Linked DNA regions of Homo sapiens: region 2 is linked to region 1. A link is a contact called in ENCODE Hi-C or POLR2A ChIA-PET data. All regions are on one chromosome and are shown on one strand. The core of a region is the stretch at or near the end of the contact, and the rest is flanking DNA. Distances in the headings are between cores, read along the strand shown.

What was found. A loop is a pair of places that touch in the nucleus more often than their neighbours do. ChIA-PET counts read pairs that join two places held with the same protein, here RNA polymerase II (POLR2A).
Region 2: a map of A673 shows a loop between it and region 1 (17-fold over the local background). The contact joins two enhancer-like sites. A Hi-C loop is called at or near these places in 1 of 168 maps with a recorded cell type or tissue (A673). POLR2A ChIA-PET finds 5 or more read pairs at or near these places in 1 of 52 experiments (A673).

What each region holds. Positions count from the first base shown.
Region 1 is chr18:59,205,698-59,211,517 of GRCh38, forward strand. No RefSeq gene overlaps it. Among named protein-coding and RNA genes, the nearest start is that of GRP, 12 kb to the right of the region's middle. Within about 2 kb of position 2,879, at least 2 of the 41 ENCODE cell types and tissues checked have a DNase peak (open chromatin) inside an H3K27ac peak, as active enhancers do; they include A673, where a contact is called at or near this core.
Region 2 is chr18:63,376,621-63,382,440 of GRCh38, forward strand. It overlaps KDSR-DT (KDSR divergent transcript), which reads left to right. Exons shown (of 2, transcript NR_186602.1): 2 at 4,757-5,009. Among named protein-coding and RNA genes, the nearest start is that of KDSR-DT, 12 kb to the left of the region's middle. Within about 2 kb of position 2,929, at least 2 of the 41 ENCODE cell types and tissues checked have a DNase peak (open chromatin) inside an H3K27ac peak, as active enhancers do; they include A673, where a contact is called at or near this core.

The DNA of each region.
Region 1 (5,820 bases), core at 1,629-4,128:
GCACTTTGGGAGGCCAAGGCAGGTAGAGCACTTGAGGTCAGGAGTTGAGACCAGCCTGGCTAACACGGTGAAACCGCATCTCTACCAAAAATACAAAAAATTACCCAGGTTCGGTGGTATGTGCCTGTAGTCCCAGCTACTCCTCAGGAGGCTGAGGCAGCAGAATCATTTGAACCTGGGAGGCAGAGGTTGCAGTGAGCCAAAATTATGCCACTGCACTCCAGCCTGGGCAACAGAGTGAGGCTCCATCTAAAATTAAAAAAAAAATTCTAGTTCTGAGCAATTATCCTGTATATCCTCCTAGGTGATGGGATTAAATAGGATGCCCACCATTTGGAGGTTTCCTATTTGAGAAAGTAAGACCAAGGGAGCTAACCAAAGCCAAGCACAATGCACCCAAATCCTAGCAGGCATAACCATAGCCACTAGTTATCTGGGTGTGTCACAAGACATCTTTTTCTCTCCCTTATTGGAGGAGGACTCAGTTCCACAGTTATACCTTAGCATTTGGCTTATGATAAGAAGTCCATGCAACGTGCAACCCCCCCGCTACCGAGACATATTTTTGTCCCAAACTCAATTCCAAGCTTCAGGTCAAGGCCATAGGAAAGAAAACTGGATTTAAGGGATCCAGAGGCAGATGATAACAGAGGTTAAAAGGCACAGGGCAGGTAAGCACGGCTGATTCCTGCCAATTAAGACAAGCCCAAGCTTCCTGTTTCATGGATAAAGGCCATGTTAGTACTATGGCATAAATGAGTTCTAGGGAATTCAAGGCTACTGAAAGCAGGGGAGATAAGGTGTATGTGGGTAAGAGTGGATGACTCCCACCCCCTAGGCCTCCCTGCTTCATGGGTGCAAGCCGCTTTGGCACACATGATGGTGCCTGCCAACGTCACCAGGACTCGGGAATGCAAGGACAGAAGAGGAAAGGGGATCGTCTTCCCTCTCTCCCTCACATACCCCGAGTATCTGCTAGGAAGAGAAGGGAACCAGGGATACCTGCTTCCCTCTTTCTCGATGGGTAGCCATTCGTCTTCAGTCTGTACCCCATTTGAATGCATCCTGAATCCCTGGGACTCCTTTAAAAGGTGCCTTCTTTTTTCCTTTCTTCTCCTCTGACCTCTCTTTGCTGATAGGTAATTGTGTCTCTGTACTACAGGACACTCCCTTCAGATGCATCCTCCAAACTGGAAAGAGTTAATTTCCCAAACCTTAAACTGGCTGGCTTAAGATTGGGCTCAGGGAGAGGGAACCCAGAATCCCAACATGCCAGCAAAAGGGTCAAGTGTTTTTTAATCAGTCAGGCTTTTAACCCCTATCTTCCTGGGCAAACTGGTAAAAGGCCTTGGGATTTTTTAGCTGTCCTTACCTCCCCCTTGTTTTGTTTTGATACATAATTTCTAGTAACTCATTTTATCTATTCTTGCCTTCAGGTCATTAAACTCCAAATGTTCATGCAACTGGAGCCTCTGAGGATGGCCCCTTCTGCCAGGAACCCTTAAATAGGTCTCTGAGATCTGATTACCATTTCCCCAAAACAGCACCCCTGTCACCTTCCTGCCAGCAGGAAGCAGTTAAGATTGGTCCTCATCTTTGGGAGGCTGAGGCGGGTGGATTATGAGGTCAGGAGTTCGAGACCAGCCTGGCCAACATGTTGAAACCACATCTCTACTAAAAATACAAAAAAAATTAGCCCAGGATGGTGGCGCACACCTGTAATCCCAGCTACTTGGGAAGCTGAGGCAAGAGAATCGCTTGAACCCAGGAGGTGGAGGTTGCAGTGAGCTGAGATTACACCATTGCACTCCAGCCTGGGCAACAAAGCAAGACCCCATCTCAGGGGGAAAAAAAAAAGATTGGTTTTCGTCCTTATCCTTAGTTTAACAGCAGCTAGATGTATGTCTTTAGATGGGGTAAGGGGTCCCTGGCAAAACTCCAGTGGGTCTGCGCACTGGGGTGGAGCCTCAGGAAGCTCACACAGTTTGCAGCCGGGAGGAGCCTGGCCCTTCCTCTTCCTGTATGGAAGATCTTCCTAGGATTCAAACTGTGAGGCAGGAAACACAGCAGCAGGGAACTCTGGCCTTGCAGAGAATCCCTGTTCCCCCCACCTTTTTTTTCTTTTCAGCAAATAAAACCCTGCTTTACTCATGCTTCAAATTGTCTGCGAGCCTATATTTTCGTGGCCGTGGGATAAGGACCCTGACTTTAGCTGAGCTAAGGAAAAGTCCTGCAACACCAGCACCCATTGGTCTCTGAAATTCCTCCCCTTGTATATTATCTCACTGCCCAGCTAGAACATCAGCTCCCTATGGGTAGGGAATTTTCTGTTTTGTTAATTTCTGCATCTACAGTGTCTATGGAAGTGCTTGGTCCATGGTTGAAGCCCAGTAAATATATGTTGGAGAAAGGAGGAAGGAGGGGGAAAAGTGGGGGAAAGAAGAAGGGAGGAAGGAGAAAAGATGGATGGAAGGAAGGAAGGAGGAAATGGAGGGAGGGAGGGAGGGAAGGAGGATGAGAGGGAGAGGGAGAAAACATAAATGGGATTTAGAAATTTAGTACCTCTAGTTCAATTCTCATCCCTATTCAGACTGAACAGTGAGCGAGCTGTGGCCAGAGAAGTGAAGTCAACAGCCAGTTGGGGGCAGTTCTCCATGTCTCAATCAGGTTAATTATTTCCTCTTTCTTGGTGGTGATGATAGGGGAGGGAAGGGGGTGGCTTTGAGAAGAGCTGAAATTTGACAGTTTCTCAATCTCAGCACTGCTGATATTTTGGGCCAGAAAGTCCTTGGTTATGGGTGCTGTGCTGTGCGGTACATTGTAAGGTGATTAGCAACAACCCTGGCCTCTGCCCACTCCATGCCAGTAGCACTGTCCCCCTCCACTTGAGCTGTGACAACCACAGATGTCTCCAGGCATTGTTAAATGTCCTGGCGGGGGTGGAGGCCAGGTATGTGGACAAAATTAGCCAAGGTTGAGAACCACTGGAGTATTTAAAATTCAGTGCTTCAAGAGAAGTGGGGGACATTTCAGGCTCTGAGGTATGAAAGCCACGGCACAAACCGTGGAGGCAGCAGAAATCTTGGGATCTGGCATGATCCCAAACTCAGAGACAGAGGAATATTCATCAACATGATGACTCAGGAAATGAATGTTTTCATGGTCTGCCAGCCCTTCCAGGTAAGAAGTTAAGAAATTTAATAAGAAAATTGATCTCTACGCACACGAGGAAAGAGAATCTAATGAGCAACAAGCCAGGCAGATTCAAAAGCCTCCAGTTATTCTCCCTAACACAGACGCAGCCATTTTTGAACACAATTATGAACTTGAAACCCCACAGGGGAATTCAGGAGAAATCATTGAAACATTTATTTGATGTGAAACCTCTGACCCAAGCAATTCATAATCAATTAAAGTGGTAGGGCCTGGAAGATTTGACGGTAGCATAGTTCTGGGATTTATTGACAAATGGTCGGTACAAGTAATAATTGGTGGCATCTGAAATTAGATCTGAACGTCAATAAAAATCAAGAAGGATTCCACAGAGCTCAGTACCGGAAACTATATTATCCAATATGCAGTGCTCATTAACAACCTGGAGGAGAAAGTCAATTTGAGTTAGATTACATTTTCAGATAATGCAAAATGAGTGAGAAATGGCAAATACCAAAGATAAATTAAAGTTAAAATTACCAAAGGGTCTGAATATTTGAGAACCTTGGTCAGAACTCAGTAAGATGAAATTTAACATGAAAAAGGAAAATATTACACGGTCAGGCTTGGTTACACCTGAAGGTCCGAGGAATCAGATAGCACACAGGGGAGGCTGGGGTGTGGTGGATAAGCTAAAGGGAAACTTGGCGTTCCTCCCACACACCTTGGAAGGTCGACTTAAGAATTTAGCAGATTGTGTCTTTAAGGAGATTTTGCAGCTGGAGAAGCAAGTCAGTGTTATAGACCTGCCATCCTAGTCAGAGTTATAGAGTTTTGCTGCAGGAAAATGGAAATTCAGGTGCAGTTTGTATCCTAATATGGCTACAAGGTGATTCAGTGCTTTGCACGTCATCGTTTTATCATGGTCATCATCATCACCACCACTTACCAAGTTCCTATTGATATGCTAGACTGTTCTAAGGACTTTATTTAGCTTTGAAAAATCCTCACAACAACCAGGTATTATTAGTCACGTTGTACAGATGAGAAAACTCACAGAGAGGTTAAGTATTTTGCCCAAGATCACACAGTAAATGGCAGAGAAGGGGTAGGGATTATCAACCCATGTTCTTTGAGAAACAAACTGCAGTAGAGGGAATCTGAAAAAAAAAAAAAAAAAAAAAAAAAAAAAAAAAAAAAACCTAGCAGATTCCTATCAGATTTGAGGAGTGGTGAACTTTGTAGGTGAGATCAGCCCTAGAGAAAGAAAGATAACATTTACTTTCAATATGCTCCTCCCGTATATCATCTAGGAATTTGTTTGGCTATAACAAAAACCTTAAACAGTGGCTTATACAAATAGGGGCTTATCTGTCACATGTAACATGAACACAGTGGTGGACAGATACTAGCAATGATTTTCCATTTCAACAATGCCAAGGCTGAAGTCTCCGCGTATTTCTTGGCCTTTCTCTCAAGATTGCAGGATGGCTGCTAGAGGTCGGTGGAATGTCTACAGTCAAGGCAGGAAGAAGGTAGAAGGGCTGTGCCATCTATATCTGTTCCCTTGATCACAAAAGCAAAAACTTTCCCAGAACCCACTGCAGGCTGACTTTCACCTAAGTCTCATTGGCCAAAACTAGGTCACATGGCCCCTGCTGTTCAGGGGGAGACTGAGAAAGCAGGACACAGGACTGCCAAGATTGAATTGAACCATGGTCCATTGCCTGAACCTGGGCCTGGGGCTCTCTGCAAGGAAGAAAGGAAAAGTGGGTATTGGGTAAGCTACTAATGGTATCTACCACTACCTTTTTCTCTCTTCTCTTCACCAAGCGACCTGATTCCTGCAGTGTCTTGATTTGAGCAGCTGACATATTCTAGCCAAAGTGTGAGCCAGGAGGGGGATAAGATGTGCCTATTCCCATTGTTCATTTTCGGTAGAGTGTATGAAAAGGAACTGAAATCAAACATTTGTCAGAGCAGGTTCTGGAAACTCCTTTGCCAGGGCGAGCACCCATGGAGGAGTTTGAGCGTTCACTAGAATAAGGGTCCACCAGGCATTTCTGTGCAGTACATAAAGTCAGAATTAGAGGCACCCCCAAATATGGAGAAATAACTTGATGGCTTCTCCAAACACAGAGCACTGGCTTTTGTATCAGGAAAAGATTCTAGCCTACAAACAAACAAAAAGCGAAAACAGAAAAACTGGAAACACCCACATATCCATCGACTGGTGAATGAGCAAACAAATTGAGGGATAGCTGCACAACAGAACACTCGCAGAAAGGAACAGATATCTGATACATGCCACTGCTGGTCTGAATCTCAAAAGCATTGTGGTAAATAAAAGACACCAGATACAAAAGACTCATACACTAGAGGACCATCTATATGAAATTCTAAAAAAGACAAAACAGATCTAGAGTAAGAGAAAGCTTATCAGTGATTTACTAAACTTGGGGGGAACTATTGGAGATGGCAGGAATGTTCAATATCTGGATTGTGGTGTTTGTGTACATTTGTCAAAACTCGACAAAGTACACCCTTAAAATGGGTACATTTTAATATGTAAATTATACCTCAACAAAGTTTATTTATATTTTTTGTCTGTCTACATCTCCATTTTTATGTTTTTTCTGTTTGCTTCTTTTGTCCCTAGCCAAATTC
Region 2 (5,820 bases), core at 1,679-4,178, 4.2 Mb after region 1:
AACCCAGGCTGGAATGCAGTGGTGTGATTACAGCTCACTGCAGCCTCAAACTCCTGGTCTCAAGCAATCCTCCCACCTCAGTTTCCTGAGTAGCTGGGACTACAGGCTTGCAACACTATCTCTGGCTGACGTCCTGATTTTAGCCCAGTGAGACCTGTACTGGACTTCTTACTGACAGAACTGTAAGATAATGCATCTGCATTGGTTTAAGCCACTAACTTTGTGGTAATTTGTTACAACAGTATTACGAAACTAATACAAGTTCTTCTTGCCTATTCAGATTCACACATACCAAAAACACAGAATGCATATAACCTAAATTCTGGCCACAACCTACTCGCCATCCATGAAAACCCTGCAAAATACAAACTCAGAAGCACTATATTGGGTGACTGGCTCTCAGCCCCTCAGAACCCAGCTGACAATGCAGGTTCTTCTTGATATTTTTATCATCCTGGTGATACTGTGTCTTACAGAAAGAATTTTTTTGGTCTCTATGGCATTATACCCAAATTTTCCTGTATTGGTCAACCTGATGCAGTTCATCAGCAATGTCTTTTTTTCTAAAAGTTCCTCACTCTACCTTCTGCCTTGTGAGCTGGTTTATTTATCAAGATTGATTTCAAATGTGTCAGTGGCTCAGTGAGGTTTTCCCAAGCAACCTAAGAAGAGTATTTTTTCTCTAATCCACATTTTCCACATTTTAATTATAACATTTATCACATTGTATTATAAAGTAATCACATGACTTATAACTCTTTGACTCAGAAGATTCTTCCACAGTGCCTTGCTGAATTCTGGACACCTAAGTAGGTGTCCAATAATTTATTGTTAAATTGACTGATGATTTGGTCCTCAGGAAACTTGGAGTTAAATAAATGCATGGGTTATGACAAAGCAGAAATCTAAATAACTCCCTTCCTTCCTTCCTTCCTTCCTTCCTTCCTTCCTTCCTTCCTTCCTTCCTTCCTTCCTTCCTTCCTCCTTCCCCCCTTCCTTCCTTCCTTCCTTCTGTTCATTCCAGGTCTTTAGATAATAACTCTTTCAACCAATTGCCTATCAGAAAATCTTGGAATCTGCCTATGACCTCCCAGTTTCCAGTTGTTCCACCTTTCTGGACCAAACCAATGTACATCTTACACGTATTGATTGATGTCTCATGTCTCCCTAAGATGTATAAACCAAGCTGCAGCCCAACCACCATGGGCATATGTTCTCAGGATCTCCCGGGGCTGTGTCATGGGCCATTGTTCACTCATATTTGGCTCAGTATAAATCTCTTCAAATGTTTTAGAATTTGACTCTTTTGGTTGACATGAAAAAGTTGAAAGCAGGAAATAAACAATAAGAACCATTAAGCTAATTTCTAATCTTATCTGATAATTTTTTTTAAATATTTTTTGTATCTTGTTGAAACCATTAAAAAGATATTTTGGATTACCTTAGAATAGCAATATTGGCATTCTTACTCTTCTTACATTCTTAAAAATGAACAAAATATAGAAAATTAAATTAAAAACACTTTTTTTTGAGATGGAGTCTCTATCTGTCACCCAGGCTAGGGTGTGGCATGATCTCAGCTCACTGTAACCTCCGCCTCCTGGGTTCAAGCGACTCTCCTGCCTCAGCCTCCCGAGTAGCTGGGATTACAAGCATGTGCCCCCATGCCTGGCTAATTTTTGTATTTTTAGTAGAGATGGGTTTCATATGTTGGCCAGGCTGGTCTTGAACTCCTGACCTCAGCGGATCTGCCTGCCTCAGTTTCCCAAAGTGCTAGGATTACAGGCGTGAGCCATTGTGCCCGGCCTGAAAGATACATAGTTTCTTTTTTTTCTTCTTCTTCTTTTTTTTTGAGACAGAGTTTTGCTCTTGTCACCCAGTCTGGAGTGCAATGGCACAATCTTGGCTCGCTGCAACCTCTGCCTCCTGGGTTCAAGTGATTCTCCTGCCTCAGCCTCCTGAATAGCTGGGATTACAGGCACCTGCCACCATGCCTGGGTAATTTTTGTGTTTTTAGTAGAGATGAGGTTGCACCATGTTGGCCAGGCTGGTCTCGAACTCCTGACCTCAGGTGATCTGCCTGCCTTGGCCTTCTAAAGTGCTGGGATTACAGGTGTGAGCCACCGTGCTCGACTTGAAAGGTAAGTAATTTCTTTTGAAAGGAACTGGCACAATCCTGATACAGAGGTATTATGAGAGAAAAAAAAAAAAAGAGGGGAAAGAGCGGTGAAGAGCAGAAAGACTCCTCAATAGATTTACACTCAGGGAAAAAACAAAACAAAACAAAAAATCTTTTATTTGGATACTTAAATATTTCACCATGATTTAAAACATTTGGTGAAGCAGTTATTTTATGAAGGAAGACTACAAATGCAAGGACTCAGGGAAGAATGATGAAACAACAAGAGGAGATAAAAGTTACACTGGCAGAAATCAGGAAAGAAGTAAAAGTAAAAATCATCACAGATATGAAAATGAAAGTGAACGCAGGAGGAGAATAGAGTGAAAAACACAGTAAGGAACAGAAAGGAAATAATGAGTAAAGCAAACAAAATGAAATGAAAACAAAGAATTTAAAAGACAGAAAAAAAGATAAGAAAACAGACAAAGGATGTGAGTCGACATATGTAGAATAGGAATACCTGAAGAAAAAAAACAAGACATTAGAAATATTTTTAAAAATTTCAAATACACTTTCCTAAAATACTAAAGCATTTGAACATTTATATGTGTGTGTACACACATACACATAAATAGATAGATAGATAGGTAGATAGATATGATATTTTACACCAGGGAAAACTGACTGAAAATAATCAACATTGAGTCATTCTCTAGTAAGTATTGGATTTTAAAAGAGTGAAGACTTTGGTCAGTTAGACAAAATCATCAGGTCAGTTGTCTTAAAAAGAGATCAGGCTAGTTTCAGGTTTCTCCAGAGTGACATTCAACATGAGAGAACGATGCAACATCTGTCAGATCCTCAAGGAAGGAATGTTGTGTCAAGGTTTCACGTTCAGCGAATCTGTATTTCACCCATAAAAGTTTCAGACAAATAATTTTGAACATCTAATAACCAAGGAAATCTTTTTCCCATAAGCAGTTCTTGAGGAAATTATTAAGACTACAGGATGACTCAGCCAGCCAATAGCTGACTGGGAAAAGCATAGTAAAAGAGCAATCTTTTGAAAATTGAATCTATTTAACAGTACACCAAAGCCTAAAGCAAATGTGAGATGTAGGGTAAAGAATAATATGTATGTACATGTTATATGCAAAAATAATACAAAGGGCAAATTTTGGGAGAGGAAGGAGAAAAACGTGAAAGATGTGTGGGAAGCACTGAAGATCAGTTAGTCATTGATTCTTTTTTTTTCTTTTCTTTTTTTTTTTTTTGAGACGGAGTCTCACTGTGTCGCCCTGGCTGGAGTGCAGTAGCACGATCTCCGCTCACTGCAACCTCCACCTCCCGGGTTCAAGTGATTCTCATGCTTTAGCCTCCCGAGTAGCTGGGATTACAGGCTCCCACCACCTCACTCGGCTAATTTTTATACTTTTAGTAGAGACGGGATTTCACCATGTTGGCTGGGATGGTCTCAAACTCCTGACCTCAAGTGATCCGCCCGCCTCAGCCTCCCAAAGTGCTGGGATTACAGGCTTGAACCACCACGCCCGGCAGTTAGTCATAGATTCTATCACTAGATATTTTTTAAACTGCAGAAACGATTCTTTATCCTTCAGTGTTATTTATTTAGACATGTTTGCTTCATGTAGTGTTTAAGTGCATGTGTGGGTTTTTTTTCCCCGAACCATTTCAAAGTAATTTATAGACATCATGGCACTTCCTCTGCATCCCTGTATGAGCACACTTAAGCATATGTCTTCTAAAGTGAAGGGTACAATGCACACTAACATTACCTACAATACCATTATCGCACCTAAGGCAATAACAATTCCATAATATTACCTACAATCCAGCCCATATTCATATTTCTTCAATTGCCCCCCATTTTTTTTTCTAGATGGGATTTCACCATGTTGGGCAGGCTGGTCTTGAACTCCTAGCCTCAAGTGATCCACCTGCCCTGACCACTCAAAATGCTGGGATTGCGGGCGTGAGCCACTGTGTCCAGCCCAAATTGTCTTTTATAGCTTTTTTTTTTTTCCAAACTAGGATCCAAGCAAGGTTCATATATTGCATTGAGTTATACATCTCCAACTTTTTTTAATCTAGAAGAATAGAAGAATCTTCCAACCTTTTTAGAAAAATGACATTAACTTTTTTGAAGAGACTGGGTCAGTTGTCTTGTAGAAGACCCTGCATTCTCTTCTGACTGATTGATTTCTTGTGGTGTTATTTCTCTCTCCAGTGAATTTTCTGTAACCTGGCATTAGGTCTATGGCTCAATTAGATTCAGACTACACATTTTTTTATAAGAATACTTTGTAAGTGGTTTTCATGTTGCATCCTACCAGGTGGCACATGATGTCTGGTTGCCATTGTTAGTGATACTCAATTTGATTTCCTTGGCAAGGTGGTGACAGCCATAGCTCTCCATTGTAAAGCCAGTGTTCTCCTTGGCGGTGAGCAAGTAATCTGAGAGGACACTTCTGAATGTGGGTGGGTCATCACCAACAGTTCCTCCCTTTCCTATCTGCATATGCTGGTCCTCCCATGAAGAAGTAGAATTTATTTTTCATGCCGTAAATCTTGACTGGTCTTCTAACTTGTTTATTTCTTGGTCTGGGCCTTAAGAGGCATTGAAGCTTCCGGGATTGGGAGTAAGCTGCCATGGAAAGAAACTCAGGCTGGACTACTGCATGATGAGAGATCACATCAAAGAGAACAGTCCAGCCAGCCCAACTTGAGACACCAGACATGTGATGGAGCCATCTTGGATTCCTCACCCCAGCCAACACCATGTGGAGCAGAGGCAAACCCTCTCCATGGAGTTCTGCCTGAATTGCAGACTTGTGAATAATAATAAATGGCCATTTTAAGCCGTTAAGATTTTGAGTGGTTTATTATACACTCATAGGCCATGTAAATATCATCTCACTCAATAATTTTAACATCCATCAATGATCTTTGCCTGAATCATTTCATCGGGCTTGGCAAAGGGTATTTTAAATTCTGCTGTTCCCTTCACATTTATTAGCTGGCATTCTTCTGGAGAGAAAGAGAGAGAGAGAGAGCTTTCCCTCATCATCTAGGTATCAACTGCTATTCCTCTTAAAGAGGAAGAGCAAATGTTCAATGTCTCCCATAATTCCTAGCTTTCAGACTAAGAAGTTGTGTGATATTCACCACCAGTGGTGGCAAATGAGGCTCTCCCCCTCCACTTTTTCCCCTAGTCTTTAGCTGTTCCTCTTCAATGGCTGTGCGGTGCGCTTTGCACATCTGTCCTTGATCTCAAAGTGTTGCACTATAATCATTGATTCACTTGACTGTCCTTTTAACTGGACTGTAAGTTTCTTGAGGGCAGGGACATTATAGGCTCAAGGCCAGTATATATAAAGTTCTGACATCTGGATAGATGGTACTAGATTTCTACCATACTTCTTTTAGTTTTATTTTGGACATACATTTTACATAGCTTAGATAATACTTACAATTTTTTAAATCCTGCAATTATTTTTTTAGAGGTGATCTTGATACTTTAGTTTTTATTTTATTTTACTTTATTTCATCTTTATTTTTTGAGACAGAGCCTCACCCTGTCACCCAGGCTAGAGTGCAATGGCACCATCTCAGCTCACTGCAGCCTCCGCCTCCTGGGTTCTAGCTATTCTCCTGCCTCAGCCTCCTGAGTAGCTGGG